Regions from separate parts of the Homo sapiens genome. Here regions 1, 2 and 4 are each linked to region 3. The links are chromatin loops, found by intact Hi-C in ENCODE. Cell type or tissue: heart left ventricle. All regions are shown on one strand.

Region 1 (8,000 bases), 410 kb after region 3:
TCATAGCTAAACAGCGTGCAGCCATGGTTTTTCTACCAAGCTTTAGTTTACATGGCATTCTTCATGGAGAAATCTGATCTTCAGTTATGCTTGTCCAACTTTTATCTATATTGTGAGGCCAAAATAAAAACTTTTGCTTACTGCCTGAGATTTAACGTAAAGCTTCCATTCAATAGTAATGATGAATTTTTCCCTTAGTCTACTTTCTTTTAGAACTTATATTATTTCATAGCTTACTGTATTTGTAGTTTTTGTCTCTGAACATAAATTTTAAACTTCTTGAAAACAAGAACTAAACTTTTATATTAGATTTGTCTTTATAGCTGCCAGTACCCACAAAGTAATTGGCCAAATATCAGGTCTTTAATTAATACTTCTTATCTAAGTAAGGCATCATTTCAATTTGTGTATTTGAGGTAGTAATAAACTGCATGTGAACAGTTTCTGCTAGTGTGGAGAAAATGAGAAAATAAAATATTTCATTTAAAAAAACGTCAAAATTTTATGATAATTGAAAGTAATTAAGGCGACTCAACAGTCAAATGGTTTAGACGATTTTTAGATTTAAAGCCTGGAGCATAGTAATATTGCTAATTTAAGTAAAGTTCATTTGTGGAGTAAAATTGTTTTATGTATTTTTGTCCATGGATATTTTGGTGTATCAGAGGGACCAGAATTAGTTTTAAGATCAGTAATTATCAGCAAGGATGTGGGAAATTTCACATTAACTCGAACCAGAATGCGAGAGAAACAAGAGCAAAGGCTGTGGCAGAACATTTTGGAACTTGCTGAATATGAGGCCATATTCTAAATTCCTTGGTGGCACCTGAGCCTTTTCATTAAAATAAGTTGTAAAGTCATCTACTGACAATCAGCAAGAACATCTTGGGAACAGGAACAAGTAGAAGATTGTGACAGTTGTTCACATGATGAATAACAAGCTTAATTATAAATACTAAATGTAAGATATTACCATTATCAACACAGTAGTATCAAAGTTAATATTGATTACTTGGCATTCTGCTACAATTTTATTTTATTTCATCTTCACAATGCTATCAGGGAGGCACTGTTATTAATATTTTTTCCCATTTTATAGAAGAGAGGTCTAGGAATTAAACTAAGGAAGTCACCAAAGGTCACACAAAAAGCAAAGGTGAAAGTTTTTATTTGAACTTTGGCTAACTCATGCCTTTGTTTTTTCTATCACAAAATATTGATATACCACACTTACAAATATTATCAATTTTGTAGTTATTTTAATTATTTTTTTGCTCCATACTCTAAATTGTGAATGTTGAATATTTCCTGTTACAAAGAAACAGACCAATGAAACAGGTGTAGATGTGGCACCAATCTCTCTACATCTCTCTTTCTCTTTCTCAATCTCTTTTATCTTCTATAGAAAGGAAAAAAATAGATGACATCTCTTCTGCAGTAAGATGTTAGAAGGAGGCCGGGCGCGGTGGCTTACACCTGTAATCCCAGCACAGATCACGAGATCAGGAGATTGAGACCATCCTGGCTTAACACGGTGAAAGCCTGTCTCTACTAAAAATACAAAAAATTAGCTGGGCATGGTGGCGGGCGCCTGTAGTCCTAGCTACTTGGGAGGCTGAGGCAGGAGAACGGCATGAACCCGGGAGGCAGAGCTTGCAGTGAGCCGAGATAGCGCCACTGCACTCCAGCCTGGGCGACAGAGCAAGACTCCGTCTCAAAAAAAAAAAAAAAGAAAAAAGACGTTAGAAGGAATACTACTTTAATATTTTGCTCCAAGCAGAGAAAAGTCTATAGTTAATGGCACAATACCTGGATCAAATAGCCATTTTGTCAGAGATGCTATTGATTAGAAAGCCTCTGAAGTTTTTGCACTGTTTTTTGCTCTCTCTTTTTTGCCTCTGGTCTCAACCGTAAACTTGGCAAGGCACTTCCTTCAGCTGATTCAATTGGTTGATTCCATGTCTCTCCTCATTTGTGGAAGGATATATCTACCTGAGAGGTGGTTGAATCTAGGTGTTAAGGGTCCAGGTTCTGAAAACAGACTGAATTTAAATTCCAGCTCCATCATTTACTTCCGCAGCCCTAAGAGAAAATTTATTAAGCTTTATCTGCCTCAGTTTTTTCACCTTTAAAATGAAGTTATTAATAATACTACCTACAAGATGAATTGTTATGAGGATTAGATGAGTTTATATATGTATTATTCTTAGTGTCCAATATATCCTAAGCTTTAACTTTTGCAATAAAAGAGATACTTGATCATAAATATTGAGTGTCACCAAAAATTAGAAAATAACTTTACATATGTCCAAAATAGCATTTTTCAATAGCATAGAACTCTGGTCAAAACTTTGCCCCAGCACTGTTAGATCTCCCATTGACTCATGTTTTTTGCTTACTATAACAAAATATGCTGCTTGCCTCCTGCTGGTCCCCAACCCCCAATGACAGATATGACCAGCTTTGCAAGTCACACAACGTGACGCAGCTTTCCCCATAAACCAGAATCCTAGGGGGAGGGGTTTGTCCAATCTTATTAAAGAAACTAAGCAAAATGAAACTTAAGCCTTGAAGACAAGGTTCTACTTTATTTGCCGTTTTCAGGATTTGAGTCACAGTGGCAGATGCTAATTTATATGCAAGTTTTATTCCCTGATGGTGTGCCAAAGTTTTGGTAAAAAATGAGAATGTTAATGAAAGAGCCGATCATCTTCAAGTGTTGAATTCAATATTCGTGCTGCATTCGAGGTAATTTCACGAAGAACTGTGGCATTAATAAATGTCTTTCTCATCCTAAAGCACTTATAAATGAAAATAATATTTGTCAAATTAAACCCTGTGTACTATATATAATACTATACAGAATCATGAGTACTATGTACACTTTCGGAAACAAGGTAGCCAAAACAGTTTCAGAATAGGGACACCTGAGATAATCACAAAAAGGAAACATTCTCCTTGTAAAAATTTTAAAAATAAATAGAAAACGTTTTTCTCTTTTGTTTTGACTGTACCTAAAGCCTTATAATTTAATTTATGTTAGAATATATGAGGATGGGGAAAAACACAGTAGTGAAACATTTAAGTTCCTTGGAGAGCTGCAGTCTGTCCAGACAAAGCTGAAGTGTCTGTTTTCCTGCAAGGATGGCAGTGAGTGAAAAAGTGATGTACAGAGACCTCTAGAGACTGGAAAGCTTAACTACAGTTAATACTATGCAGATAGGCTTCAATGCTGTACTGTAATTGAATTACTCAGGGAGCTATAACACAGCTATAAAGAGAACAAGGTACTATTCTATTCCTAGTGATGTGGTTAAAATCAGCATTCTCAAAAGCCTTATGCTTTTGGCTATTTTCTCTTTAATGATTTAATTAAGGTAAAATATGCTTTACATTTGCTCTACTGCAAAAACAATGATTAAACCACAGATGTTCATACCAAAAACATATAAATTATCAATGTGTGCAGAACATTTATTCTTAGAAAAACGTGGTAAGCATTTACCTGCTGCCGTGGCATAGGATATTCTATTTACTTTGGCTTTTACTTACTTGTTTTGGAAAGAAAAGCTGTCGTTATCACGTTTATTTTCCTTTTTTGATATATTGGATTCCTCCTTTTGATAGCTTTGATTATGGCTGGTAGATTTCTTTAAATACTCACTAATAATCCTATAAGAACTTATTGGAATGGAAATAACACAGTTTACAATCAGTTCTGTCTTCATTTCAACTAATTTTTTTGCTCTGTGCACGAAGTTATGAATGTTGAATATTTCCTGCTACAAAGAAACAGATCAAATAAACAAGAATAGCTGCTCTACTTCTGTCTCTGTCTCCATCTCTCTCCCTCCTTCTCCTCTCTCTCTGTCTGGCAGACACATACGTATTAGTGTATTAGCCATTAGTATTAGTCGAGGTTCTCCAAAATAACAATACCAATATCCAATATGGGGTGTAGCGTGTGTGTGTGTGTGTGTGTGTGTGTGTGTGTGTGTCTCAAGGAAGAGAGGGAGAGAGATAGATGATAGAGAGACAGAGAGAGAGAGGGAGACAGAGAGAGAGAGATTGATTTATTTTATTTTATTATTAGGACTAGAAAGTTCAAAATCTCCTGGTCAGGTTGACAGGCTTGAGATCCCAGGGAAGAATTGATGTTTTAGTCTCTAGCTCAAAGGCAATCTAAAGGCAAATTTCCTTTCAAGGCATTCAACCAACTGGATGAAACCCACTCACATTTGGGAGAGTAATCTTGTCTTCCTCAAAGTCTATTGATTTAATTGTTAATCACATCGGAAAGATAACTTTACTGCAACATCTAGACTACTGTTTGACTAAAAACTAAGTACCATGGTGTAGCCAAGTTGACACATAAAACTGACCATTGCGCTGAGTAATTCTGACAACTTTATAAAATTTGACTATTCTAAGTGAACCAAAGCAAATCAAAGCAAGCAAAATATTAACATAAATATACACACAAATAATACAATTATATAATAACTAGTGATGGTATATCCTAAGAATTCTACCTAATCACAGTAAAATATTTCTCAGAAAGACAAACACTGCAAAATGCCTACCTTGCAATTAAAGTTCACAGCTATCTGATGTTCAGCCTACCAAATTCTTTTATTATTTATTTCTTCTTGAAGAATAAAGCTAAATTTATAATTAAACTATTTTAATAATCACACCCAAGTTCTAGTTATTGAATCCAGACAGATATGTTTTCATTGATTACAGATTTTTTTCTTGTAGACATGTGGAGATCCCAGCGAAGAGTTGATTGAGATATATTTCCTTAATATTTCAAATAAAACTGGAAAGATACTTTAAGCCAAATATGTCATTTATTATTGAGCATATAAATAAGGATAATATGCTTGCTAATAATTTTATAATCTTTTATTTTTTAAAATCCCAAGTAATATAATTAGTTTTGAGTTATATTGACACAAAATGGTGTCCTCTTGGTTTGAAATTGAATTTTAATTAATATTACCTATGCAAAAATACTTGGAATATATTAGTGATACTGTCTTCAGCCACCATTATATATTTAAATATGAATTTGATATAAAATACTCACTGACTTTGCCTTTTAAAATCTGTGAATACTATTTGTATATTACATGATAGCGTATTTCTGAGAGTACTTTCCTCATCATTCTTTTTTGGATAGGCATCTGCATTCTCTTAATATGCAATGAGTAGAATATGACTATGGACTCATTTGACTAATTAAAAAAATTGCTCATGCACATAAAGTAGCTTGTATAAGATCATATTGCAATTTAGTATTCATGCCAGAAGTAAAACCTACATTTAGTAGTTTTGAATACAGTGTATAATCATTTGAGATTTACCAAGTGGGGATCGAGTAACTGGCGAAAAGTCTGTATACATTTTTTAAAACATGTTTAGATCATTATATTTATTTTTCAGCCTTATTAAGGTATAACTGACAAAATTTCAATATATTACAAATATACAATATGATTATTGAGTCTATGTCTAAATTGTGAAATGATTACCACAATCAATTTACACATCCATCACCCCACATAGTTGCTATTTTATGTGTTGGGGGAGGCATGCTGAAGACAGTTAAGATCTACTCTAGCAAATTTTAAGTAAACAATTCAGTATTATTAACTATAGTTGCCATGCTATACAGCTTCAGAATTTATTCATCTAGCAATCGAAAGTTTGCACCGTTTTACCTGCATCTCTCCACGTCCCCCACCTTCCCACTTCCTGAAGTCACCTTTCTACTCTACTTTTATGAGTTGAGCTTTCTTAGATTGCACATGTAAGTGAGATTATACAGTATTTGTCTTTCTGTGCCTGGCTTAGTTTATTCAGCATGACGTCTTCCAGGTTTATCCATGCTGTTGCAGGCGTTCCTTATTGTTTATGGCTGAATAATATTGCATTGTGTATATGTATCATGTTTTCTTTAGTCATTCATTAGTCTATATGCTTCTTAATTCCTTAAAGACCTGAGGAAATGGCAATATAATCCCTCATCTATATATTTTTAATAGACTACATCAGAATCTGTATAAGTCTCTAATAGAGATATTTTTAATATAGCTAGTAAAACACATAGTAAGATAAATTCTGAACAACAGTTCTGTGTTTTGTTTTGTTTTAAAGCTAAGTAGTTTAAGGCTAAATTGCAATCATGATCTGTAGTTAATGGACTGATTTTCTTTCATCCTGAATCCAAATGTAATATAAAATTGAATGAGAAGTATTTAAATACAAAATAAGCAGAGGTGCAGCATTAGATGGGCCAGATGAAATCTGAACGCAGAAAATATTGAGGGAGAAATCAGACAAAAAAATAAAAACATAAATGAGTACAGTGCTGATAAAAGTAGCTATAAAAAGTACCAGGGCACAGATATTTGCCCAAATGGAAAGGGCTATTTAGGAAATAGAAAGACTGTAGAGGATCGGGATCACAAATAATGACAAGTACAAGAGCAGCTTTATCTCTGAGCCTTCTTTCATCTGAAAGTAGGAATCATGTATCAAATTACCCTATGCAGTAATATGGCTGGAATAGCTGCTAATTGGAATTAACAGTTATCAATGTTGATGGAAATTTGTTTGGTACTGCCCATGCAAGGCATACTGAATATGAGAGAGACCATCTTAATATAACTTCAGGTTAACTGTAACTGACTGACAAAGAGATGTATTTCTGAAATCAGATATGTCAGAGAATGCAGGGAGCACCGTGGGAATAGCCTTCTCTTAAATGAGGGCAGAAACATGTGGTTACTGAGTTTGAAGTTGGTGCAAATAAGACATAAACTTTCCTTATTTCACCACCGTTTTTCAGGGAAGATCCTCAGTTATCTTATTTGCATTAATAACATTTGTTTGATTTTTGTATATCTGGTTGGGACAAAGAAAAAGACAAGAAGAAATTTTTTCGAAATGTTAGCCAAATCCCTTTTTCAAAAAAAATACATTTTGTTAGGAGTTGTTTTTATGGCTCAATCTCTAGTCATAATTTAATTTTAATCTTAAGCTTTTAATTAAAAAAAACTTTTAGTTTTTGTGGGTGCATAGTAGGTGAATATACTTATGGGGTACATGAGATACCTTAATACAGGCATGCAATCATAATAATATCTTGGTAAATGGGGTATCCATCCCCTCAATCATGTATCCTTTGTGTTACAAACAATTTGATTATACTCTTCTGATTATTTTTAAATGCACAATTAAATTATAATTGATTACAGCCATCCATTTGTGATACTAAATACACGGTCTTATTCATTCTTCCTATAATAACTACTTATATACCCATAAACCATCCTCACTTCTCCCTCCCCATCCTTCTACTCTCCATCTTCATGAGTTCAATTGTTTCATTTGTTAGCTCCCACGAATAAATGAGAACATGAAAAGTTTGTATTTCTGTGACTGGCTTATTTTAGTTAACATAATGATATTCAGTTCCATTCATGTTGTTGCAAGTTACAGAATCTCTTTTTTAGGGCTGGATAATACTCCATTGTATTTATGTGCCACATTTTCTTTATCCATTCATCTGTTGCTTCAAAATTTTGGCTATTGGGAACAGTGCTGCAACAAACATGGGAGTGCAGACATCCCTTTGATATACTGACTTCCTTTCTTTTGGGTATATACGTAGCAGTGGGATTGCTGGATCCTATGGTAGTTCTGTTTTTTGTTTTATGAAGAACCTTCAGACTGTTCTCCACAGTCATTTTACTAATTTACATTTCCACCAACAGTGTATGGGGGTTCTCTTTCTCCACATTTTTGTCAGCACTTGTTATTGCCTGTCTTTTGGATAAAAGCCATTTTAACTGGGGCGAGATGATATCTCATTGTAGCTTTGATTTGCATTTCTCTGATGATTAGTGACATTGAACACCTTTTCATATGCCTGTTTGCCATTTGTATGTATTTTGAAAAAATTCTATTCAAAATTTTTACCCATGTTTTAA
Region 2 (8,000 bases), 230 kb after region 3:
CTCCATCACTCAGCCATAATCCTGCCCTTTGTGGCCATAGCCTTTGACTCAGGCCTGAGTTCACCACAACTTATTTTTACAGTGATCCTGACATGCAGCCAGTCCACTTGGCAGTATTTTCACTCTTGCTTAGCTGATTTCAAAATGAAGATTCTTATTGTTTCTCTTCAAAGCATTTCTAGTTTCAGCAAGAAACCTTTTAAAATAAAACTGCTGTTATGCAAATGACTGAAGGCAAAATGCATTTCTTTTCCAATTCCCTGATTCTGTCTCAACTATTAAGTTCCGTAGAGCTCTCCACTTTTCAGTCTTATTTATAAAGATATTATCAAATCTAGCAATATTTTCTCAAGAAATTGCTGGGCAGTGAGTACTTTTTTATAATGGTGAATGGGTTCACTGTTTTCATATAGTATGTTGTAGAAAATATATCCAATGTGTGTGTAGCAAATGCTTGTCTTGTTGGGTATTAAATGACTGAATTGTTTATGACTATCAGTGAGGCAAAGGGAACATTGCAAGGTTTGGGACTGGAGTTATTTTCTTTCTGACTTTTGATGTTCTCCTTTTAAGGTTTTGTTTTGCTGCTTACTCTATGCATTATTTCATTTCAGTTTTTTTTCTTCCTTGGTGGACTTTTTACAACCTACTAGGAGTTGATGGGCTTCGAATTTTCAAGGTATAATTTAGTAGTTTTCTCTCAATCACAATGTTGAGTGACCATTTATTTATTTATTTTCACAGAACTAGTTTTATAACCAGGGTGGTTGCAAAAATAAATGGTAACTAAAGTATGTAAACTCATCTTGCTTGTAATTTTGGTTTATAGCTTATCCTAGTGGTTCCCAAACTTTAGTGTGCACCAGAATCACCTGGTTTAAAACCAACCAGACAGCTGGGCCCCACCCCAGAATTCAGTAGTTTTGAGGGGTGGGGTCTGAAATTTTGAATTTTGAATGACTACCCTGCCAGTGCCACTGCTGCTTGGCAAGAGACCACAGTTTGGAAATTACCTCTGCAGAACATGAAAGAATAGTAGACGCTAGTCATTTTGTTCAAATAAAATAGCACACTGTCATCTACTGAAGAGGGCACAAATGCCATTGTTCTTAAGAAATAGCTGTGACTTTCTCTTCTTAAAACAGTATACCTTCTTTAAGCTTAGCTCTTGCGTTCTGTGAATAAAACTCGAATTGAAGGAATGGCCATATTTCTGACAAGTCATGAGGCTTACCAAGGTCAATTTCATTTGCTGTATCACTTAAAATACAATTCTACTTACAATGGCCTGGCATGGATGATTGAACTTTTTTTAATGTACACAATACATTTGACACTGAGAAATAAGAAGCTATGAAAATAAGGTTGATAGCCAGTAAAGAAGTTTTTCCTTAAATGGTTGCAATCTGCCAAGAGCTGATAAGGAAAGAATCCTGTGGGGACAATGACAAAAAACTTAAATCCATCAAACCCATGTCAGCACTAGGCAAGAAAACAAATAGAATTCCAGACAATTCAGAACAAATACTACAAATCAGAGACCATACTCTAACCTCCTTTCCATCTTACACTTTTGAAAGACAACTTAGAAGTGCAAAGGACAGTGAGCAACTCCACGCTAATAGTTAACATTGAGCCTTTATTTTGACTTTCTTCTGTTGAGCTGGAGTTAAATTTGTCTTCAGTAAAAACTTTGCTCAGCTTCTCTATGGTGCATATCATATTGTCTCTAATGTAAAATGTTCAAGAAAAAAAACTGAGGCTGAGCAAAGGTAATTTAATTATTTAAAGTTGTGTGTTAATTATGATGAATTAGAGTAATGAAATTATGCTTAGCAGATTTCTGTTGTGCCTTTACATTCTCTGTTCTAAATGGCTTTGAAGTTATAAAGTATTATTGGAGAAGGATATTACCATATGAAGTTAAAATTATTAATCTTAGCTTCATGGATTCATACCCATGAAGTAGATAGTTAATTATTCCTCATTTTTCACATGGTATTATATAAAAGGTATGTCACAGATTTATAATTTTTTTTAAATTTTGACATTAAAATGAGTTGTGTGTCAAATTTTGATGCTGCTTCTTACACAGAGTACTTAAAATGAATGGGAGCAGAAAATGGATCAACTGGAGTTGTTGTGACTTATGTTATCTTATACTTTACAACATTTTAAAGTTGTTCAGCTAAGGTAGATGGGCATAAAGCTAATAATATCAGTATCGCTCTATCATTGAAAGATTGCCATATGCAAGGTAGTACTTCCCAGGCTGTGGACTGCACAACTTCTTTAAAATGTTTTACAGATGACATCTCATGGAGTTTGTGGAATTTTAGATTTAGGGAAGTCAAATAACCTGAAAATCTCATGCAGATGCTAAATGCTGAAGCTAGAATTTGAACTCATCTTATTCTTTTAATTATACTGCCTTATTACAAGTTTATATTAATGCATTCAAGGTTATCTATATGTGTGAACAACCTCCTCCTGTTGATAAAAAGATACTAATATAAATGATTTCCCAAAGTGGGATTTTATAAAAGACTGCATAGAAAGTAAATGCTGTTGAAACCAGGTAGGGGTGGGGATAGCCATAGATCTTTATAGTACAAATATATTGGTATATTACAGAAACATCCTGCTTAGTTGAAATGCAAAAGTGATCAAGAAAACAGTGCATCGTTTTGTGGATTTATAAGAGACTTAAGAAATCCAGGGTGAGATAGCTCAGTGAATGGTGAATATAGTGAATGTCTGTGAAATAAGAGGAAATAAAGACTCCCTAGCATAGAGCAAAAGATATTGACTTTAATGATGTTTTTCTTTTTCTCATGTATTTTTTTTTCTTGTTCCAAACTGTAAAATAATATGTGCGTTTGTTTTCTGCTAAATTGTTGTTTTACTGAATTCACTGCTTAACTTATCAATGATAAAAGGAGTTATTTCAAAGACTTGGCCAAGGCAGCTGAAGGTAGGAGAATAAACCAACTTCTTGCAAATAAGACCAACAAAAACAAAACAAACCTAGAGTGGTGATTACTGATAAGGTTTGGCTCTGTATCCCCACCTAAATTTCATGTTGAATTGTGATCCCCATTGATGGGGAGGGACTTGGTAGTAGATTATTAGATCATGGGGGCAGATTTCTCCCTTGCTGTACTCATGATAGTGAGTTCTTACGAGATCTGGTTGTTTAAAAGTGTGTAACATCTCCCCTTGGTGCTTTTCCTCCTTCTCTGGCCACATAAGATGTGCCTGCTTCCCCTTTGCCTTCCGCCATGATTACAAGTTTCCCGAGTCTTCCCCAGTCATGCTGCTTGTACAGAGTGTGGAACTGAATGGATTAAACCTCTTTTCTTTATAATTTACCCAGTTTTACTTATTTCTTTATAGCAGTGTGTGAATGGACTAAGGCAGTTAGTGAAGGAAAGCTTCTCTCGGTATTGTTATGGTGTTTGGGCTCAGTTTTACTCATTGTCTTGTAGAAACTCTGAAACAAATCATCAGCCTCTAGCAAGTATAGTTTGAATTAAAGATAGAAAGTATAAAGCATGTCTATTTTTCTTTTATTTAATTTCAGTTGCTTGAGAAAAGAAAAAAAAGAAACATGTAGATAAAGATAATTTATTCAGAAAAGTAGTCAAGAAAATAGCATGGCTTCAATGCAGAATATTTGAGTCATTTTAGAAATAGCATCAAACTGGCAGAAGTTTGAATAAAATGACAATGATGTAATAAAATAGCAAATGTACTATATATCAATAATAGAAGTGGTAAATTATTTTAAATAAGTTAATTATAAAGGTAAATTTTTACAAAAATGATAGGGCCAGAGAGATATTAATTTAAAATTATGTGAAAAAAGAGACATTGAATAGGGCTATAACTTTATCATCTTGATATCACATAGTATTGATTCATCAGTAAGGAAGATTTTTTTAATTTATGATACTGTATAAAATACTTGAGTTTAACTAAGAAAGATCTCATTAAATTATTTTGTAATCACCAAACTAGGGTATTTTATCAAGATAATAAGCATTCTAATGATCAGATAATCCCTTAAAAGATCTTTAGGTAGCCAAATGAAAATATGCAGGTACAAATTGTTTTCTTTCAAGCAAACAGTATTATTACACCCTAGTTAATTGAATCCCCAGAACTGATTACAATATTACTTCCTTCCACGAGTATACATTTAATAGCAGTAATTTTCCTTCAAAAAAGTAATGTTAGATTAACAAACATTGACATTGGTCTAAAGGGGACTTTTATACATCTAAGAAATAATTGTCAGTAGCAATTAAGCTGTTTCACAGTTAAAGCTTACTGAAGGAAGTAGGGAAAAATGAACAAAGTATTCTGTAATACGAAATTTACCTACTGCATACCTGAATCATTGAAAAAATACATACTTGTAAGAAATATAGAGCGGGCAAGAATGAATTAAAATATAGGTGCTAAATATGAAGTAAGATCTACGTGTTCATTCATTAATTCTGACAATATATTTATAGAATGACTAATGTGGCCTTTTTGTGTAGAGTTTACATTAATTCAGTTTTCTTGGAGAAAATATTTAGAAGTTTAAAATGTTTGCTCTGTGGAATGAGAGGTGCAGTTGACTGAAGACATAGAAATAACTGAGAGCACAGTTGAGATTGGAGGAAATGAACATGGTACTCTTCAAAACAAACTGATGTAATCTAGAAGCATTCAGCAGCCTCTTGATAGCCATAAAGAATGCATACAATTTACTGCATTAGTTTGAGGTGTAGCAAAGTGGTAGATGTACGTTGAAGTGTTGTGTGAGCTTCAGTTGCACAAAAACTTAATGTAGAACTGCAAGAGAAAAAGTCTATTGACTACATGAAATTTTAACATCAAAAGGATAGGTGGAAAAATTAAAACCAGCAAACAAAACTTGAATCAGAAATATAGGAAGAAAATTAGATCAGAAGAACATTAACACAAACAAAATTGCAAAAGAGATGTTAAAGAGGAAAACTATTATTTTCATTTTCAGTGCTCCAGAAAGCTTAAGGAAGACTGGGTACAAATGTTAGGGATGTCAGGAAAAGTCTCTCAGATGTTGTTATTTCTATGTTTGAACCAAAGCAAGGACCAGATCACCAGTGTACTTAATTCATAAATAGAAATTGGTGCTGCTTTATCAACACTGCTGGTGAGAAAAATCTCATGTTTTTATTGTGGTGAAATTCACATAGCATAAAATCAATCATTGTAAAGTGTGAAATTAAGTGGCATTTTGTACATTCACAATGTTGTACAACCCAAAGCCTCACTTTTAATAAGCGTAGTTTGTCTTGAAACATAAAATGAAAAAGCCTGAAGAAATCATATAGGGAAAGTATTGACTTGTAGCATAGACCCGAAAGAAATGAAAGAGAACGTTTGGAGTAGGTATGGGAATGATTCCACTCTTTGCTGACTAATGGATTAAATTATGGTCTAGGATATCTAACAAGAAACAAGAACATCTCCATCTGGTAGCAAAGAACTGACTTTGAAGGAAACACCCACAGTGCTACTTCAGCTAATCAAGGATTGTAGCAAAGCTGTGGTTTTCTTGATAGCTTTATGTCCCCTTACAGTTGTGCATACTTTATTTTCCAACAAGTACCATCTTATTTGGTATTATAAAAATTTTATAGCATGCTAGGTCTTTTTTTTCTTCTACTTTTTTTTTTTTTAATGGAGCAATTACGTCTTGCAGAACAGGCTATTTTAAATCATCATTTAAATATAAAATATTTAAAAAATAGAGTTATAAAATGATTTTCCTATACATGCAATTAGTGAAATTATTTCTGGGAATTATAAGCTCAGGTAAGAATTTTAGTGTTAGGAGGATATTGAATGAAATGGAAGAACTGTCACATATAAATGATGAGATTAGATAGATTTGGTTTTGTGGTGTCATGATATATACTGGCTTTCATCCAAGGTTCCTGGCTCACAACTTCTGTAGCCCTTGTTACAGTCTTTTGTTATAATGTTGGGTGTGTTAGGCCTCAGGCGCAGGCCTCTAACCTTCTCTTTCCCTCCTTTCTCCTACCTTTATCTCACTGACCCCAGGCAGGATTCTACTCTTCCCTGGCCTTTCTGATCGTGGGTCTTAAGGCCTTTCCCAGAGATGGTCCTGCCCTATATTCTAGGCGGAAAGAATACTGATGTCCTAAAGCTTCCATAAAATCCCAAGAGGATTGGTTTAAGGGAGCTTCCAGATAGGTGAACACATGGAGATTCCTGGAGGGTGGCACACCCAGGGAGGGCATGGGAGCTCCACACCGTTTTCTACATGCCTTCCTATGCAACTCTCCATAGATATCCTTTGCAAAACCAGCAAATGTAAGCAATTGTTTCCCTCAGTTCTGTGAGTTGTTCTAGCAAATTAATTGAACCAAAACAGGGAGTCATGGGAACCCCAATGCCTGATACGTGTTAATCAGAATTTCAGAAGCCTAGAATTGTGACTGGTGAGCAAGGGGCAGGCTTGGGTACTGAGCCCCACCCTGTGGGATATGCTATCTCCAGATAGACAGTGTTGGAACTAAATAGGAGGACACTCATATGGTGTCCACCGCTTGGTGTGTGGGGAAACTCCCCCCTACATTTTGTCACGGAAGTCTTCTGTGTTGATTGTTGTGACATGAGAGTAGAGGAAAACCATGGTTTGAGAAAATTTTCCCCACACAGGTTGTCTTAGGGGAGAAAACAAAAGCTAGCAGATAAATGTAGAAAGAGAAAAGAAGACGGTGGTGATGGTAGCCTAGTGTGCCAGGGAGCTGTTGCTTTTTCTGAGTCGCTTTATTCCAGGCTCTGTCAATGGTCGGCATGGCCCGTGGAAATCAATGAGAACTTGTCCACCAGAAAAAACATGGAGAAAACCCAGGAAAATAGTAAGGGGAAAAGAAAAGAGGATAGGTTGACTACCTCTCAGAGAAAGCATAGGGACTCTGAGCTCATGCAACAAAAGCAGAAGGCAGCTAATGAGAAGTCTATGCAGACAAAAGAAAAATAATGACTGGCTATTTGGAAAACATGGGTGCTACTGCCAACTGGGTGTGTCATAAGCTTTAAGGTCAAGATTCTGTAGAGTGAATAGTCATTACATATACTATGACTTATACTTTAAAAACTATTTTAAACTTTACCTTTCAGCTTGACTTAGTGTGATGTTTTAGAAGCATTCTTCAAAGAATAAAGCACTAACCATAAAAAAAAAGTACAAATATGAAGATTGAGAATAAGAGTGGAGGCACAGATGTGGGGAGTCCAACTGCTGGTTGTTTTTAATAGGAGAACTTGGTTAAGTATTTACACTGCTTTCTTTTATTAAAAACCATGATGACCTGATTCAGATAGTTTCCCTTCTGCTATGAACATGAGATCATAGATGAAACAAAACCTTCAAAGTAAGATCTAACTAAACACCAAAGAATAAAGGAAGGATTCAAAGAGCACAAAATATAATAAAAGTCAACATGGCGAGAGCCGATGGCACTGCAGCCCACAGTAATTTTTACCCTGTATTTAGGCATGAAAGGCTGAGTGTAGGCTTGTCATTCACACAGGAAGACCAGAGAGACAGCCTCAGGCTGTTGCAGGTGGGTAAACTGGATTTTCTAATCCTGCATAAAAATATGCATGAAAATCTTTTCATAGAGATTCTCCACTTATGAAAAGTGACCTAGAAAAACTTCACATACATACAAAGAGATTTGGCCTTAAAATTTTTGCTCTGCCTAGGGTCCTAGGTATAAAGGAGGGAAGAAGAGAAGGCACGTATAAAAAATCAAAGCCCCGGGGCCCAAACATGTCCACATTTAATTTTTTTTTCTGTCTAAAATCATTCCAGGACCGTTGTAATCCATATATCCTCATCAGTAATAAGAAAATTGAAATAATAAAATCAGAGAAAAAGAAAAAAGTTAATGCTGAAAATGAGCTCACACAACTGGATTACATGATAC
Region 3 (8,000 bases):
TCTTTTGGTGTTTGCAAAGGGGTTCGCTAAAGCCTGAATTGATATAATTATTGGCTCAGATTGTTAGAGATCTAGGCCAGATGGCTATGGGTTTCTAAAGTCCCCCTTGCTTGTGGTAGTTTTCCTAGTTTGCCTATAGGGTTTGGGGATCAGCAATTTGAAAGGGCTACAAACTTGTAAAACAGTATTATTCATGGGGGCAGAATGTTCATCAGCGTGACCCAGTACTAAATACATTCATTATAGGCATTTCTATTCTGCACAATTTGCCACACAGCACTGATTTCAGGAGGGGGAAAAAAAGACAATGGCTTATAAAATGCTTTTGAATGCCTAAAAAGAAGGAGAATTCACGCTGAGACTCCTCTGCTTTCTTTTTTGGAAAGAGCCTTCTTAGTGACTTTAGCTGAGCTCTGCTGAGAGTAAGCAAAGTGGAAAAATCAGAAAATTACTTTTTTTATATGTTTCTGGGGGGCAAAATAGACAGTGAGAAAAAATAAATGGAAAAAAGTGACAATGACATTCTGTGAAACAGCAAATATGCAAGCGGATGAAGACAGCTGAGGAATAAGGAAAAAGGTATGAAAAAAAGCAGCAAAAATGGAGCCACGATGATAAACTTAAAAGGAATTGCAGAGCAGAAAGAACATCATAAATAATCATATTTTCAAATAAGAATACCGTATCAGTTTCTGTGACCTGGATAGAGCACAAGCCTCCCATGATATTTCCTAGCATTTTGATGCATACAAAATGCAATTTTCAGCTCAGGCATTTGATTTGTCAGTGTAAACAACCTTTGGGGTTTTTAAAATACATATCTGAAGTGTTTTCATAAATAATGCATATATTATAAAAATTTGACTTGTAAACTATTGAGTCCATGTCCCCCCTGTATTCACTGCAAAGACTAGCCATGTATAGATAGTGCCTTTTGGTAGAAATTGGCATGCTAAAGCTTGCAGTGTCTTTTACCCAAGATAAATAGGATTTTTTTGAAGTACAGGACAAAGAAATATTACAAACAATTTTGCCCAAACTCAAGGAAAGAAATCATACAAGGTAGAACTATATTGTTAATTAGTTCCAAATTCTGAGGTGTTCCCTTAAGTCTTGCTAATTAAGAGAAATGAAGAGTGCAAGATAGCCCTTTTTTTATCTTCAAAGAATAAAGATGAAAGAAAACAGAAAATGAAACCTCTTTACTTGCTCCGTTCTTTAAAAACAGAGCCCCAAGAAAATCTGCTTGTGCTCCTGGAAGGAGAAAGGCCCAAGTATTTACAGAGGGAGTGGGGAAGGAGGTGGTCTGAGAAGCATAATTAGAAGCAAGTTTTCAAATTGTATTAAATTCCTCCACCAACAAAACGCACTTAGAGGTATTTTAAGTTAAACTAGCACTTAAGGACTATGAAAAGCAAGATGATTACATGTCTGTGGCAGAAGAAAGGGCAATTAAGAAAACAAGAAGAATTTAACGTGCCATATAAATAAAGGCGACCAGAAGTTGATTTAAAGTTTTTCTTCTGTAATTTGTCTCCCCTTTGTCATGGCACGCTCAGAGAAAGTGAATGCAGTAGATTGAAAGGCGGAGGGGGAGTGGGGAGGAAGAAGGAAGGAACAGGGAAGGACTGGCTCCCATCTCCTCCCCCAGCCCCCACCAGCCCATCTCCCCTTCTCTCCCTCGCGCACCCACCCCCGCCTTCCTCCTTCTCCGTCTCTTTCTCTCTCCCACCCTCCACTCTCGCCCTCCCTCCTTGGGTGACTCCATCAGCTTTTGATTTGGAAGCACGCTGATTGGCTGGAAGCGATTCAACACACGCTGGGCAAGAGCTTTGTCTGAGTTGAAGTGAAGTTGTACAGATTTTAGACTGGAGTCAGCAATCACGGGTGTTTAGTCTGCAGCCGAGCAGCTAAAGGGAGAAAGAATCGCTCAGGAAAGACACACTGCAGACTCCACCGGCACCCTGCAATAGATGGATTCCGACTACACAAGGGAGAAAACGCGGAGGTGACACTCTCCTGCCTGGAAAGAGGACGAACGACCAAACAAACGCAAGGACTGGACTCCATGCCGAAGGTATCTGGAAGTCGTGACACGGTGTGTATAAAACAAAAGTTTGCGAGCTGTTAATTGCTGTGCTGTGTTATTAAGAGACGCTTTCAAGTTTCAAGTACCAAATGTAGCTTTACGTTGCCAAAGGAAGTTGAGGCAATTGCTTTGCTGTTTTAACTTGCTCTGTGAGGGAAATCTCATAAACTGACCAATGCACCAAATGAATGCTAAAATGCACTTTAGGTTTGTTTTTGCACTTCTGATAGTATCTTTCAACCACGATGTACTGGGCAAGAATTTGAAATACAGGATTTATGAGGAACAGAGGGTTGGATCAGTAATTGCAAGACTATCAGAGGATGTGGCTGATGTTTTATTGAAGCTTCCTAATCCTTCTACTGTTCGATTTCGAGCCATGCAGAGGGGAAATTCTCCTCTACTTGTAGTAAACGAGGATAATGGGGAAATCAGCATAGGGGCTACAATTGACCGTGAACAACTGTGCCAGAAAAACTTGAACTGTTCCATAGAGTTTGATGTGATCACTCTACCCACAGAGCATCTGCAGCTTTTCCATATTGAAGTTGAAGTGCTGGATATTAATGACAATTCTCCCCAGTTTTCAAGATCTCTCATACCTATTGAGATATCTGAGAGTGCAGCAGTTGGGACTCGCATTCCCCTGGACAGTGCATTTGATCCAGATGTTGGGGAAAATTCCCTCCACACATACTCGCTCTCTGCCAATGATTTTTTTAATATCGAGGTTCGGACCAGGACTGATGGAGCCAAGTATGCAGAACTCATAGTGGTCAGAGAGTTAGATCGGGAGCTGAAGTCAAGCTACGAGCTTCAGCTCACTGCCTCAGACATGGGAGTACCTCAGAGGTCTGGCTCATCCATACTAAAAATAAGCATTTCAGACTCCAATGACAACAGCCCTGCTTTTGAGCAGCAATCTTATATAATACAACTCTTAGAAAACTCCCCGGTTGGCACTTTGCTCTTAGATCTGAATGCCACGGATCCAGATGAGGGCGCTAATGGGAAAATTGTATATTCCTTCAGCAGTCATGTGTCTCCCAAAATTATGGAGACTTTTAAAATTGATTCTGAAAGAGGACATTTGACTCTTTTCAAGCAAGTGGATTATGAAATCACCAAATCCTATGAGATTGATGTTCAGGCTCAAGATTTGGGTCCAAATTCAATCCCAGCCCATTGCAAAATTATAATTAAGGTTGTGGATGTTAATGACAATAAACCTGAAATTAACATCAACCTCATGTCCCCTGGAAAAGAAGAAATATCTTATATTTTTGAAGGGGATCCTATTGATACATTTGTTGCTTTGGTCAGAGTTCAGGACAAGGATTCTGGGCTGAATGGAGAAATAGTTTGTAAGCTTCATGGACATGGTCACTTTAAACTTCAGAAGACATATGAAAACAATTATTTAATCTTAACTAATGCCACACTGGATAGAGAAAAGAGATCTGAGTATAGTTTGACTGTAATCGCTGAGGACAGGGGGACACCCAGTCTCTCTACAGTGAAACATTTTACAGTTCAAATCAATGATATCAATGACAATCCACCCCACTTCCAGAGAAGCCGATATGAATTTGTAATTTCAGAAAATAACTCACCAGGGGCATATATCACCACTGTTACAGCCACAGATCCTGATCTTGGAGAAAATGGGCAAGTGACATACACCATCTTGGAGAGTTTTATTCTAGGAAGTTCCATAACTACATATGTAACCATTGACCCATCTAATGGAGCCATCTATGCCCTCAGAATCTTTGATCATGAAGAAGTGAGTCAGATCACTTTTGTGGTAGAAGCAAGAGATGGAGGAAGCCCGAAGCAACTGGTAAGCAATACCACAGTTGTGCTCACCATCATTGACGAAAATGACAACGTTCCTGTGGTTATAGGGCCTGCATTGCGTAATAATACGGCAGAAATCACCATTCCCAAAGGGGCTGAAAGTGGCTTTCATGTCACAAGAATAAGGGCAATTGACAGAGACTCTGGTGTGAATGCTGAACTCAGCTGCGCCATAGTAGCAGGTAATGAGGAGAATATCTTCATAATTGATCCACGATCATGTGACATCCATACCAACGTTAGCATGGATTCTGTTCCCTACACAGAATGGGAGCTGTCAGTTATCATTCAGGACAAAGGCAATCCTCAGCTACATACCAAAGTCCTTCTGAAGTGCATGATCTTTGAATATGCAGAGTCGGTGACAAGTACAGCAATGACTTCAGTAAGCCAGGCATCCTTGGATGTCTCCATGATAATAATTATTTCCTTAGGAGCAATTTGTGCAGTGTTGCTGGTTATTATGGTGCTATTTGCAACTAGGTGTAACCGCGAGAAGAAAGACACTAGATCCTATAACTGCAGGGTGGCCGAATCAACTTACCAGCACCACCCAAAAAGGCCATCCCGGCAGATTCACAAAGGGGACATCACATTGGTGCCTACCATAAATGGCACTCTGCCCATCAGATCTCATCACAGATCGTCTCCATCTTCATCTCCTACCTTAGAAAGAGGGCAGATGGGCAGCCGGCAGAGTCACAACAGTCACCAGTCACTCAACAGTTTGGTGACAATCTCATCAAACCACGTGCCAGAGAATTTCTCATTAGAACTCACCCACGCCACTCCTGCTGTTGAGGTAAGATCATAAACCGCATCAATTCATTGCAATGTTAGGTGTTAGTGTTCAGGAATTGTGTTTACTAGTTCTTAAATGTTTTCATTAATAAGTAACAATACTAATACTGTGCAAATTAAGTAGGATACAAGTTACATTGTGAATATGTAGCAAAGATGCACACTTTAGCATACTGTTTTTAGTTTTCCTTAAGTAAATAACTTCATATAATATGTGTAATATTGAAAAATAAATGTGAAGGTCACAAAGGACTATGTAATTAGAGTCCCCTTGCTTCCCAGATTAAAATAATGGGAAGCCAAAAAGTAGAGACTTGCTTTATTTTCAAGGTTATAGTCTTTACTGAACAAATAAAAAAACTGAGGCCTTCAGACTTCTATTTCAATGCATGCTATGTTTGTCCAAGTTTGGAAGATTTCCTGACATTTTTTAAACTACATGCATTGCAGTGTTGTATTTTACAGTATTTTCCATGTATTTTTACAGGTGGTCACTTTGTCTGAATTATAAAGAAAATAAATCAGTTATTTGAAAGGGAGTCTTCTTTCACAAAGTAAAAGTCAGTTGTATTAGGTCATCCAAATCTCTCTGAGATATATTTTAGTTATAGTTGGTAGCTGGCTGCGTGGTCCGCCACAGTCCAGCATTTGCAAATCTTTTAAATAGAGAGAATATATTCAATTACTTAGTTGAAATAGCAAGCAACTGTTTTTCTTGCTTAAAGATTGTGAGTGTTTGGAGGCTTGTTTCCGGGAATCAGTTCTGTCTATTTGGTTTCCAGCAGGTCTCTCAGCTTCTTTCAATGCTTCACCAGGGGCAATATCAGCCAAGACCAAGTTTTCGAGGAAACAAATATTCCAGGAGCTACAGGTATGAATTATTCTTGTGTTACCTATTAAGTTTCAACATAAATGCTGAAGAGTAAAAACTGTAATTTTTTTTTGTGATTTATCTTTCCAGATATGCCCTTCAAGACATGGACAAATTTAGCTTGAAAGACAGTGGCCGTGGTGACAGTGAGGCAGGAGACAGTGATTATGATTTGGGGCGAGATTCTCCAATAGATAGGCTGTTGGGTGAAGGATTCAGCGACCTGTTTCTCACAGATGGAAGAATTCCAGCAGGTAAGAGGGTAGTGATAGAAAATCTTTATTTTCAGGTCTACCGTGACACCAGTAAAATGAAAAATTTCTCTCATGCTTATATTTCTTCTTTATTTGTCCCTTGCACTAAAGTATTTATAATATGTTTTATAGTATGTTCATCACTGTTTAGTAATGAACAGAAACTGAAACATTTTAACACTGTTTTCTTAAATTTCATTAAGCGGTTGGAAGAGAACGAGTAAGCATGACAGCTTCATAGGACAAGAAGAAAGGGGTGGGGAAAAATCAAAAAAACAAACACTTTCCCCCTCTTTCCACCTCATCCGATACAGCCATAGAACACGGTTGTGTAACTCTTTGCAAAATTATTGGGTGGTGGTTTTTATTCAGTTAAACTGTTTTGGCGCAGAGTGGTGAACCGGACTGTAATTTGGAGGATGCATTTCCTGTGATGGGCACCAACTCACAAAATCAGAGACTAAAATACACTGGAAATTGTACACTTCAAGCATTAAAAATAGGAGAAGGAATGCATCTTTGTAGGTGGTAAGCACAGAATATTTTTGCCAACATTTCATTTTGCTATAGTAGAAGAGGCACAGGGACCCAAGAGTGGAATTTTTAAGTACACAGCTAGATAGAAGAGATGCTATTAAGTTTCGAACCACGTTTTCCTTGGAGTTCCTTCCCTCTAATTCTGCAATAGGAACTCTCTGAACTGACTAAATACTGATTATATTATCCTAGCAGCCCCACTACTAAAGACTGCAATATTAAATCAACCTTAGGAATACGTGTGTTCTTTTGGCTACCTATATTTCCAAGTTTCACTGAATGTGGATCATTGACTGCCATTTGATATATGAAAGATAGAACAACACAATATCACCCATCTTAGTTTCATCGCACCTCTATTTTTGAATACAGATAAGTAAGAGAGTTTAGGAAATAAACATGAGGGAGCCTCAGACAGCTACAGGAATTCAAGAAAATCAATATAGCTGACATTCCGTATCAGCAGGTTCCACATCCATAGATTCAACCAACTGTTAATTGAAAGTATTTGGATTAAACAATAAAAAATAGCAATACAACAATAAAAAACAATACAAATAAAAAACAATACAGTATAACAACTATTTACATAGCATTTACATTTATTAGGTATTTTTAGTAACCTAGAGAAGATTTAAAGTATTTGGGAGGATGTGCGTAGGCTGTATATAACTGCCATACCACTTTATATAAGCAACCCAATTTTGATATCCACAGGGGGCCTGGACCAATCCCCTTTGGATACCAAAGGACCACTGTGAATAGAAACTCGAGCACTCATAAGTGAAGTAGTGATGGCAGTAGCCAGAGCGGTATTAATATTAGGAATAGTAGTAGCAATAGTAGTTACCAACTATGCCCCCAGGTTTACTCCAGGCTCATGCAGAGTTTGATACCTGCACTGCCTCTCCTAAGGCTTTGGCAGGAATTAGTAGTAGTGACAGTAGTAACAGGCTTCTATTTTTTTTTTTTTTTTTTTTTTAAGATTTGGAAACTGAAAGTTATAAAGGTTAGAAAATGCATCTCAAATCAGGCAGTTTGTACATGGGAGAGTGAGATTTGGACCAATCCCTGCACTCTTAAACACTAATCTATCAAGTATGTGAAGTAACAGGTTTTTGTTGTGGTAGTAATTGTTTTTAAGTAGAGTGTCCTCATTGTTCTTATGTTCTAAAGACTTATGACATACCCCATAACTATTAAATGTTGATTATTTAATTCTGTTATCACAGTAATAGATGCTATAATATATCTCACAGGATGAACGTATGGGGGGGACTTCGAGAGACAATAAGGCATGCCGTGTACCTGAGAGCCTGTTTGCACAGTCATGGTGTCTGTTTTTTGTTTTTGTTTTTAATGCATAGACTTTCTTGACCAATTTGAAGAGAAATCTCTGAAAATTTAGTGGAATATATTTAGAATCAGACACTTTGCTCAAAGAGAATCAGTTTTCTTATTCGTACTTGTGTAATAAAGGAGTTGGCTAAACTACAATTCTGTGATCCTGACAGAACCCTAATTTTGAGTATTAATCCTTGATTTTAAATAATGTAATTTCATTTCATTAAACAGAAAAGTAACATAG
Region 4 (8,000 bases), 140 kb after region 3:
TTCAAACAAATACAGTTAGTGAAAAAGAAAGATGTAGCTATAATATTATCCCTTTCTATCGGTGACATACTATTCTTCTCTTAAACACCGTGCATAGAAGACTGCTTGGCAGGTAGCAGGTGCTCAATAAGTATTTTCTGAATAAATAAATGTTTCATTATCCAAAATATGGACTTTCTTTTAATGCAATACCTGTCATTCATTTTATGAAATTCTGCATAAGCCCTGACTTTTCTTTCTGCAAAATTTTTCTATCACTGATTTCTTTGTCTTCTGAATGTGACTTTCTGGGAGGCGCTGTCATTCTTGCCATGGTCTCCTGGTTGTTTTATTTTTATTTATTTATTTTATTTTTTTTAAATAGATGGGTATTGCTATGTTTGCCAGGCTAGTCTTGAACTCCTAGCCTCCAGCAATTCTCCTATCTTGGCCTCCCAAAGTGCTGGGATTATAGGAGTGACCCATCGAGCTTGACCTTGTTTTATGTATATATATATACGTATATACACACACACACACACACACATAAATATATACATATATACACACAAATATATACATATATACGTATATACATACATATACGCATATATATGCATACATATATATACTATATATGTGTATATATATATATTTTTTTTGAGATGGAGTCTCGCTCTGTCACCCAGGCTGGAGTGCAGTGGCACGATCTCGGCTCACTGCAACCTCCATCTACCAGGTTCGCGCCATTCTCCTGCCTCAGCCTCCCGAGTAGCTGTGACTACAGGTGCCCACCACCACACCCGGCTAATTTTTTGTATTTTTAGTAGAGACGGGGTTTCACCATGTTAGCCAGGATGGTCTCAATCTCCTGACCTCATGATCCACCCACTTGGGCCTCCCAAAGTTCTGAGATTACAGGCGTGAGCCACCGTTCCCAGCCTATATTTTTAATGTTACTATCCTTTTGACTACCTTGTTGCCAAATTACTCCTTTTAATACTTTCTGCATACTTTCTAATACTTTTAGCACATTTAATTGTCCCGTTTTATAAAATGAAAATCTTACCTTTATACCTTAAAAAAATTTAACACTTTAATATACTTTTACTAACTAGCTTGGAATTTTACAGTTTATTTAAAGTACTATCTGTTAAAAATTACTTTTGGCAAGGTAGGTCATAAGGCTAGTATGTCATTGAGTAGGATTTTCATTAACGAGAAATAAAAAGACTTTAATCCATGTTTGACATTAACTAGTTGTGTGACTTTGGATACACCTCTTAGATAATATTGGAGCTATGTCTCAGTTATATAATGCTTTATGTTGCTATGATTTTGAAAAGAGGAAAAATATTATCTGATATTTGAATTCTTGCAAAAGATATGTTTTACTCAATACATTAATGAAAAAAAATTATGAAGAAGCTTAAATTTGGAGACCCAGGGCCCTGTGTTGCCTTAGTTACTAATAACTCTTATAGAAAATTGTGTTACATAAAGTACTTAGAGGATGAAAATAAATCATTTACCACATCATTGAAGGGAAATTATTCTTTCACAAAGAAAAAGTTTAAAAATGAAAAGCTTTTTTCTCACTCATATTGGCTTTAATCAGGCCAGCTGCCTCTTAGCAGTCAAACAACCCATTTCTCTTTTATCACTATCATTGTGTTTGAATTATCGTGGCCCTGAGATGAACTGCTGCAGGAAAATGGCTTGAAAGAAATACATATATATACATTGGCATCATTCTTCAGTCTCTTCTTTTTGGTAGCACAGCTTTCAAGCCAAGTTGGCTCCTGTTCAAAACTAAAAAAAAACAACAAAAAAAAAAACCAAAAAAAACCCAACAGTTAAACAGCTGGAACCAATTATACTAACTTCAGAGGGACTATATGCTCAAGTGTCCAAGTAGCAAACTGGATCTCTGATACAATGGGCTTGTTATTTTGTGACTTGACCACACCACTTACATTTAGTTTGCCCATTGCCTCCTATTAAAGGTAATCTCCAGAATTAGGCACCCATACACTTTCAACAAACAAATGTTATTATTTTATTGCGTTTGCATAAGCTCACAAAAATCACACCTTAAGCGTGTATACACATGAGTGGATCTTATTTTCTTGGAAAAAGAAACAATTAAGAAAATTGGATGTAAAAGTTAAGTAAATATGTATCTGACAAGCAATATATTTTGACACTATCATAGGGATATGGAACTTTAGAAAGAGAAATGCACTTGGATAATGACAAAATAAAATGCATATCACAGACTATTTTTTCCAGCATCAAAAATATTAAAAATATAGTTTCTCTCAAGTTCATTTATAGAAAGAATGAGAAAATTAAGTGGATTGCAAATGATTCATGTAAACATTTGTCTTCACAAGAACATACAATTTTCATAACATATTATTATATTTATACTTTATGTTTTATAAAGTTGCCTCATTTTTTAAGGAGCTTAGACTGCAGCCCTCTAGCTGTTTGAGATGCTTATTCTCTAGAATCAGGAAGTAAATGTTGGCAATAATATTAAATATAATTTGGATAGGAAAAAATCCAGTTCATAATTTTATTCCCTATGAAGAGCAAATTATAAATTGGCAAGATACACTGGTTTTAATATGTTCTACTCTGAAATAGAAACTCCCTTAAGTTTACTGTAGAAAAAAAAATCCTTTGCTCTCCATCAAGACAAGCATCTCACAAATCACAAAGAGGATTTTGTAACCAGGCAACCAAGGTCAGTGAGACTGTGACCAAGGCTTGGAGAACCAGCTGAACACACACACCAGGCGGGGAGAGGATTTGAGCTGCAAGGAAGAAAATAAATGTGGTATTTTGAAGCACTCATTTTAAAAACCTTCATTCCATAACACTATGCAGATGTACACTGTGAAAAGCAGCTGCTTCAAGTCCGCATTTTGAAGAATAAAATTATATTTTATTCAAAGTATTTCCCATTATAAATGTACCCATATTAGTAAAGAAACTGGAAAATGAACAACAACAAAAGAAAACCTTTAGACATTCTTCTAACATGGGTGATTTCACTCGGATAGTAAATGAATTCTTGACTTTGGCCAAGATAAATGATTATAAAGGGTAAATTTGCTAACCCCTATGGTCAGGAATGTTAAAAATAGATGAAATCCTTCCATGAGTTCTCCTAAACTGTTTCCAAGTAACTGAAATTGGCATTTGTATTTTTCATATTGACACACAGCATAGCATATTGATCAATACTACAGAATTATGCTACCTATCAGAATTCTAGAAGGCAACAAATATGACAAAAATCAAATACTGTTATTGATTTTAAGTTGACTGTAGAGCTGTTTGTTTCAGAAGCTCAAACATGTTAGTTTCAATAGCTCAAAAATTGTCACACCTGTGACCCAAGTAATTGTGTTAGAAAATTGTATTGAGTATTGCAGTCATTTACATTGTTAACGGTTGGAGTGTCTCATAGAATAAACAGTATGGTGAACAGCTTTAAATCTGGTTTGTGACTTTTGAAGCTCATCTAAGTCTCAGATGAATGGATTTGGTAGGTAAGTTGGATATATTTGGCTATTATTCTGTTCACTTACTTTCCACCAATGTTTTCTATAAGACATGTTCGTATCTGTGTCAAGAGACTGCCAGTTGCCTAAGGTGTGCACCAACATGCTCAGAGAAGCTATTGTGTTATCCTGGCTCAATCAACTTGACATTTAGTTTTACAATAACATATTTAAATTATTCCAGCCTAAACCTAATGATGAAATTCCAGATGCAATTTTATCAATATACACCTTTTCTAGGAAATATATTACCTGGCTGAAAAATGAAAAGAATGTAGAATGTATTTATGAAACCAGAATGCCAGATTTTCATATATTGTAAAAATACAGCATGAGCAAATACAGGCATTTTTTAAAATCATGCATTCACCTTGTCTAACTCTTTCCTTTCTACTTCCGTTTTTACTGATTATACATCTAACTAAGCTTCAGTGAGGTCATAATTAAATGTAATGTTGTTTTTGGTTTAAAGGGAAATCTGCAATCACAGTAATGTGTGTTCATGGAACCTGAGTGTTATCACATGAACACAGACACCTGACCCAAAACGACAGGCAGTGGTTCACATGATGTTGAGAAAATGTTTGTATCCCTAATGTTTATAGGTGAAATCATAAACTGTTTGGTTCAGCTAGCATTTTCTGAACTTATAACCTTTCTCTCAGTGAAATGGCAGAAGGGAATATGACATTATATTGCAGGAACTCTAGATACGGTTAAGAATTTATGTCCCTGTGGGAAGAATAGTAGGGAGTAAGATTCAGTAATTCGACCTCTGAACTGATAACTGACTATATCAGAAGACTGTCATGTGCCACATTAAAGTTCATTTAAACACTATATTAAGAGCCAGATTGTTTGTAATGCATGAGAAAGTCATTGTGAGCAAGCTAGATATGGATGAAAAATACCTAGATGTGTGTGTCGCACAGATTTTGCTTTATGACTGGCAAAATGGGGACTCCATTTTAAAGGTCTGCTTCTGCATTTCTAACATTAAACCTCCAAAGGTGTCATATTGTATATACCTTCTAAGAGGTAAACAAAAAGTATTTCTTAATGTTTTCATAGAAGCCAAATTTAAGTGGAAACAAAGAATGTAGCAAAATTTAAAAAGAACTGAACCATAAGCCAAAACATATCAAGAGCATTACTAAATGAATAAGGGGTTTTTCTAATATATGCACTGTGTATAACCACATATCCTTTAGCAACAAAATCAAATTTAAAAGGATTTTATTCATAAGTCATCCTTTGGTTTGGTGAACAAATATTATTGAATGCCATTTTAGATAGGAATGATTACTTGGAAAAATTATCATTTAGTAACATAATATTTTAGCTTTAATAAATATGTAAATATAGCCTCTTTAAATATGTCTATAATATCTACTAGGCCTTTTATCCTGCCATAAAAATGAATGTGTTACAAAACAGATTAGCCATAAGGTTTTCATATATTTCTAAAATTCACAGTAAATGACATCTGTGAGCCAGATGGCATTAATGAAAATGTCTCTTTACTTCCTGTGTTGCTCAAGAGAAAAATAATACTGATTATTTTGACCTCAAAACAACTAGAGTTTTATTATCTGCAGATTGCATCATTTTTCACATTTGCTCCTAAAACAAAATGATTTCCACATTAACAGTTATTTCAGTTGTTTTTTTTCTTGTTTTTAAAAAATTGATGCTTTAAGAAACAATACCTATTGAAAATTAAAAAGCTTTCATACTAACCAGATAAAAAGTGCTCTGGGCTCCTAGTACAAATCTAGTTCTCTTAGCACTAAACTCTGGCAGACAAGAAACATGAAGATATAGCAAATATTAGTTCAAGTTTTAAATTATGTATTGACATACTTCTTTAACAGTTAAATGCAAAGCTTTAAAAGTTATTTCTTAAAATATCTAAAATTGGATATTCTATACTAGAAAAATAAAAAGGCAAAATCCACAATTTCCAGGTCAGTTCACTTGCAAAAATAACTTTTAGCATAAATAATTTGTCTAACACACTTAGCACTTCATTTAGTCTGTCTAGTTTTAGGCATAAGCAATGCAATGGATGTAAGAATGCACTTACTTGGAGATGTTGCCAAAGAAAACAATCATGAAGAACAGGAAGACAAAAACTCTAATTCTGAAGAACAAATTTATTAAGAAATACATTACATTTACAAATGTAGAAAAGTGAGACAAATGCATGAGGAAAAATATTTTTATGAGATTTGGATCTCTGGATACACTTTTATTTTACACTGAATGTAAAATGTTGGATGTTTGCAAATCAACATTGTCTACCAGACTGCTAAGGCGGGGACCATGTTTCATTCATTTCTGTATCATGAGAATTTGGCAGACTATTTGAAACTCATTCCAAAAACAATGCAAATTTGAATTTGAAAAAATAGATGAATGAATGAAGCTTTTTAATCAGTTCCATCAATAACCACCTGTCAACATTATTTATATCCTATTAAAAATTAATTAAAGAGTAAATGTTAAATAATGGAAATGAAAAATTCTTTGTTAAAAATGTATGTAGTTGATGTTTTTATACTTACTCTATTATTCATAAAAACACTAAAGAATAATTATTAACTTCTGTTTTCGTTGATAAAGATATAATGGAATGAGCGTCACAATTCTTTGATATTATATTGCATGCACATGTTAACTTTCTAAAGACTGAAGAAATTTTGCAATAAATTGTTAATGGTATCATTAATATATCAGCAAAATGTTGTCATGTAATCAGTTGTCTTTCTGGTAAAGAAACATGGAGGCTACACAATTAACAATTGTATGGCGGACTTTACAAAGATAAAATGGCATATTGCTAAAATCAGGCCTCTTATTTTAGTTTGTTTCTTTTTGTTTACAATTCTGAAATAAAGTAATTACATGGCCTGAAAGATAATAGTAATTGTTTCACTATGAAAAGAAAAAATTTTAATGTATTTTTAAGTCATTCTTAAATTTAATGAACAATATCAAATTAGTTATATGGAATTTTCAAAAGACTTGTGCAAACATTCATTACTGACCATGATTATATAATGCCAGAATGGCCTCGAGTTGTGTAGTAGTGTGTAAATATGTGCATGTTTGTGGTAATATCTATACATCTGTCTATGCTATCAACTATCTGTTCATCTTTTGATATTACTGACAGACATTACCATATATATATATTTATACATTTTTTTTGAGACAGAGTTTTGCTCCTTGCCAAGGCTGGAATGCAATGGCGCGATCTCAGCTCACTGCAATCTCCTCCTCCCAGGTTCAAGAGATTCTCCTGCCTCAGCCTCTCAAGTAGCTGGGATTACAGGCATGTGCCACCACTCCTGGCTTTTTTGTATTTTTAGTAGCGACAGGGTTTCTCCATGTTGTTAAGGCTGGTCTCGAATTCCCGACCTCAGGTGATTCTCCTTCCTTGGCCTCACAAAGTGCTGGGATTACAGGCATGAGCCACCGCGCCCAGCCATATATTGTTTTTCTTTGTTTACATAAACGAGAATATAGAAAGCTGCAACTTAATATTCACATGAGATACTAAATTGTCAATATTTTCTTAACTTGTCACTGTTTTTTCTCAGTTAAGTTAAAAAATAGTGTCCCAAGAATGCTTGACACTTTGATTAAATTTTATACCTATTATATTTATTTATAAGTATGTATAAATACACATACATATACAACAAGGATATACTGTCACCACTACAAAAATAAACAATAGAATAAAAAGATATCCTTAGATCCATAAATGTACCTATATCCTCAAGTGTGAATTCAAAAGCATATCTTCCAGATCTACTCTATTTTGGTTAGTGTTTGTCTGATGGTTAAACAAACTAACAAAATGCATAGTGACATTAAAAGAGATGTCTCCGGGACAGTTTTTTTTTCCAATCATTACAAGATGCATGGAGTACAAAATATATATAGATAGGTATGATTAAATTTAAAAAATAATGTATATTTCCCCACCTTGAAGGACAGATGTTGGGAAGCTATAAGTACTAAAAAGCACCCTTTAAATCACATTATTGTTTTAATATCTGTCCTGATATTACTGCAGTCTTTTATTTTCAAGGTATAATTGCCACTTTTCACAGCAGTCTTGCAATTCCTAGCCATAAATGAAGACCATTCACATAGCATCAAACTATACAATCTGCAATAATGTGAATTTTCATTTATTTTTCTTTCTCTTTACGACTTTATATGTTGGTTAGATTTTCAATAGCATGATCCTATGGTATTCTGGCAAAGAAGTACTGACCCTCAGTCTGACTCATACAGCATGATTGTTTCCAGAAGTCTACAGACGTGATTTCATTTCCCTGTCCTTTTTTTTTTTTTTAATAATGAATTCATGGTGAAGTGAGTTTGGGATGCATTCATTGTTCCTTTAATGAAATTGTTTTAAAAAAACCA

Evidence for each region. Hi-C counts contacts between places; a loop is a spot of excess contacts. Peaks named below come from ENCODE experiments on the same cell type or tissue, not always from the same donor. Only the 100,000 strongest peaks of a DNase experiment are listed, where the experiment ranks them.
Region 1: a loop joins it to region 3, with 2.6 times the contacts of the local background. A loop is called at or near these places in 19 of 110 quality-filtered maps.
Region 2: it touches region 3 in a loop (2.0-fold over the local background); 7 of 110 quality-filtered maps call a loop at or near these places.
Region 4: it touches region 3 in a loop (4-fold over the local background); 8 of 110 quality-filtered maps call a loop at or near these places.

What each region holds. Positions count from the first base shown.
Region 1 is chr4:137,119,659-137,127,658 of GRCh38, reverse strand. All of the region lies in intron 1 of LINC02511 (long intergenic non-protein coding RNA 2511), which reads left to right. Among named protein-coding and RNA genes, the nearest start is that of LINC02510, 70 kb to the left of the region's middle. In heart left ventricle, a CTCF peak has its summit at 3,181; no DNase peak of the experiment used is centred here; H3K4me3 peaks cover 880 bases.
Region 2 is chr4:137,300,049-137,308,048 of GRCh38, reverse strand. It overlaps the pseudogene SERF1AP1. Among named protein-coding and RNA genes, the nearest start is that of LINC02511, 91 kb to the right of the region's middle. In heart left ventricle, no CTCF peak of the experiment used is centred here; no DNase peak of the experiment used is centred here; H3K27ac peaks cover 349 bases.
Region 3 is chr4:137,526,353-137,534,352 of GRCh38, reverse strand. It overlaps PCDH18 (protocadherin 18), which reads left to right and starts at 1,859. Exons shown (of 4, transcript NM_019035.5): 1 at 1,859-4,751; 2 at 5,533-5,621; 3 at 5,712-5,875. The coding sequence starts at 2,265. RefSeq lists an enhancer at 1,831-1,950. In heart left ventricle, a CTCF peak has its summit at 3,052 (motif pointing right); a DNase peak (open chromatin) is centred at 1,742; H3K4me3 peaks cover 8,000 bases; H3K27ac peaks cover 5,001 bases.
Region 4 is chr4:137,387,982-137,395,981 of GRCh38, reverse strand. No RefSeq gene overlaps it. Among named protein-coding and RNA genes, the nearest start is that of PCDH18, 140 kb to the left of the region's middle. RefSeq lists an enhancer at 854-1,023. In heart left ventricle, no CTCF peak of the experiment used is centred here; no DNase peak of the experiment used is centred here; H3K27ac peaks cover 806 bases.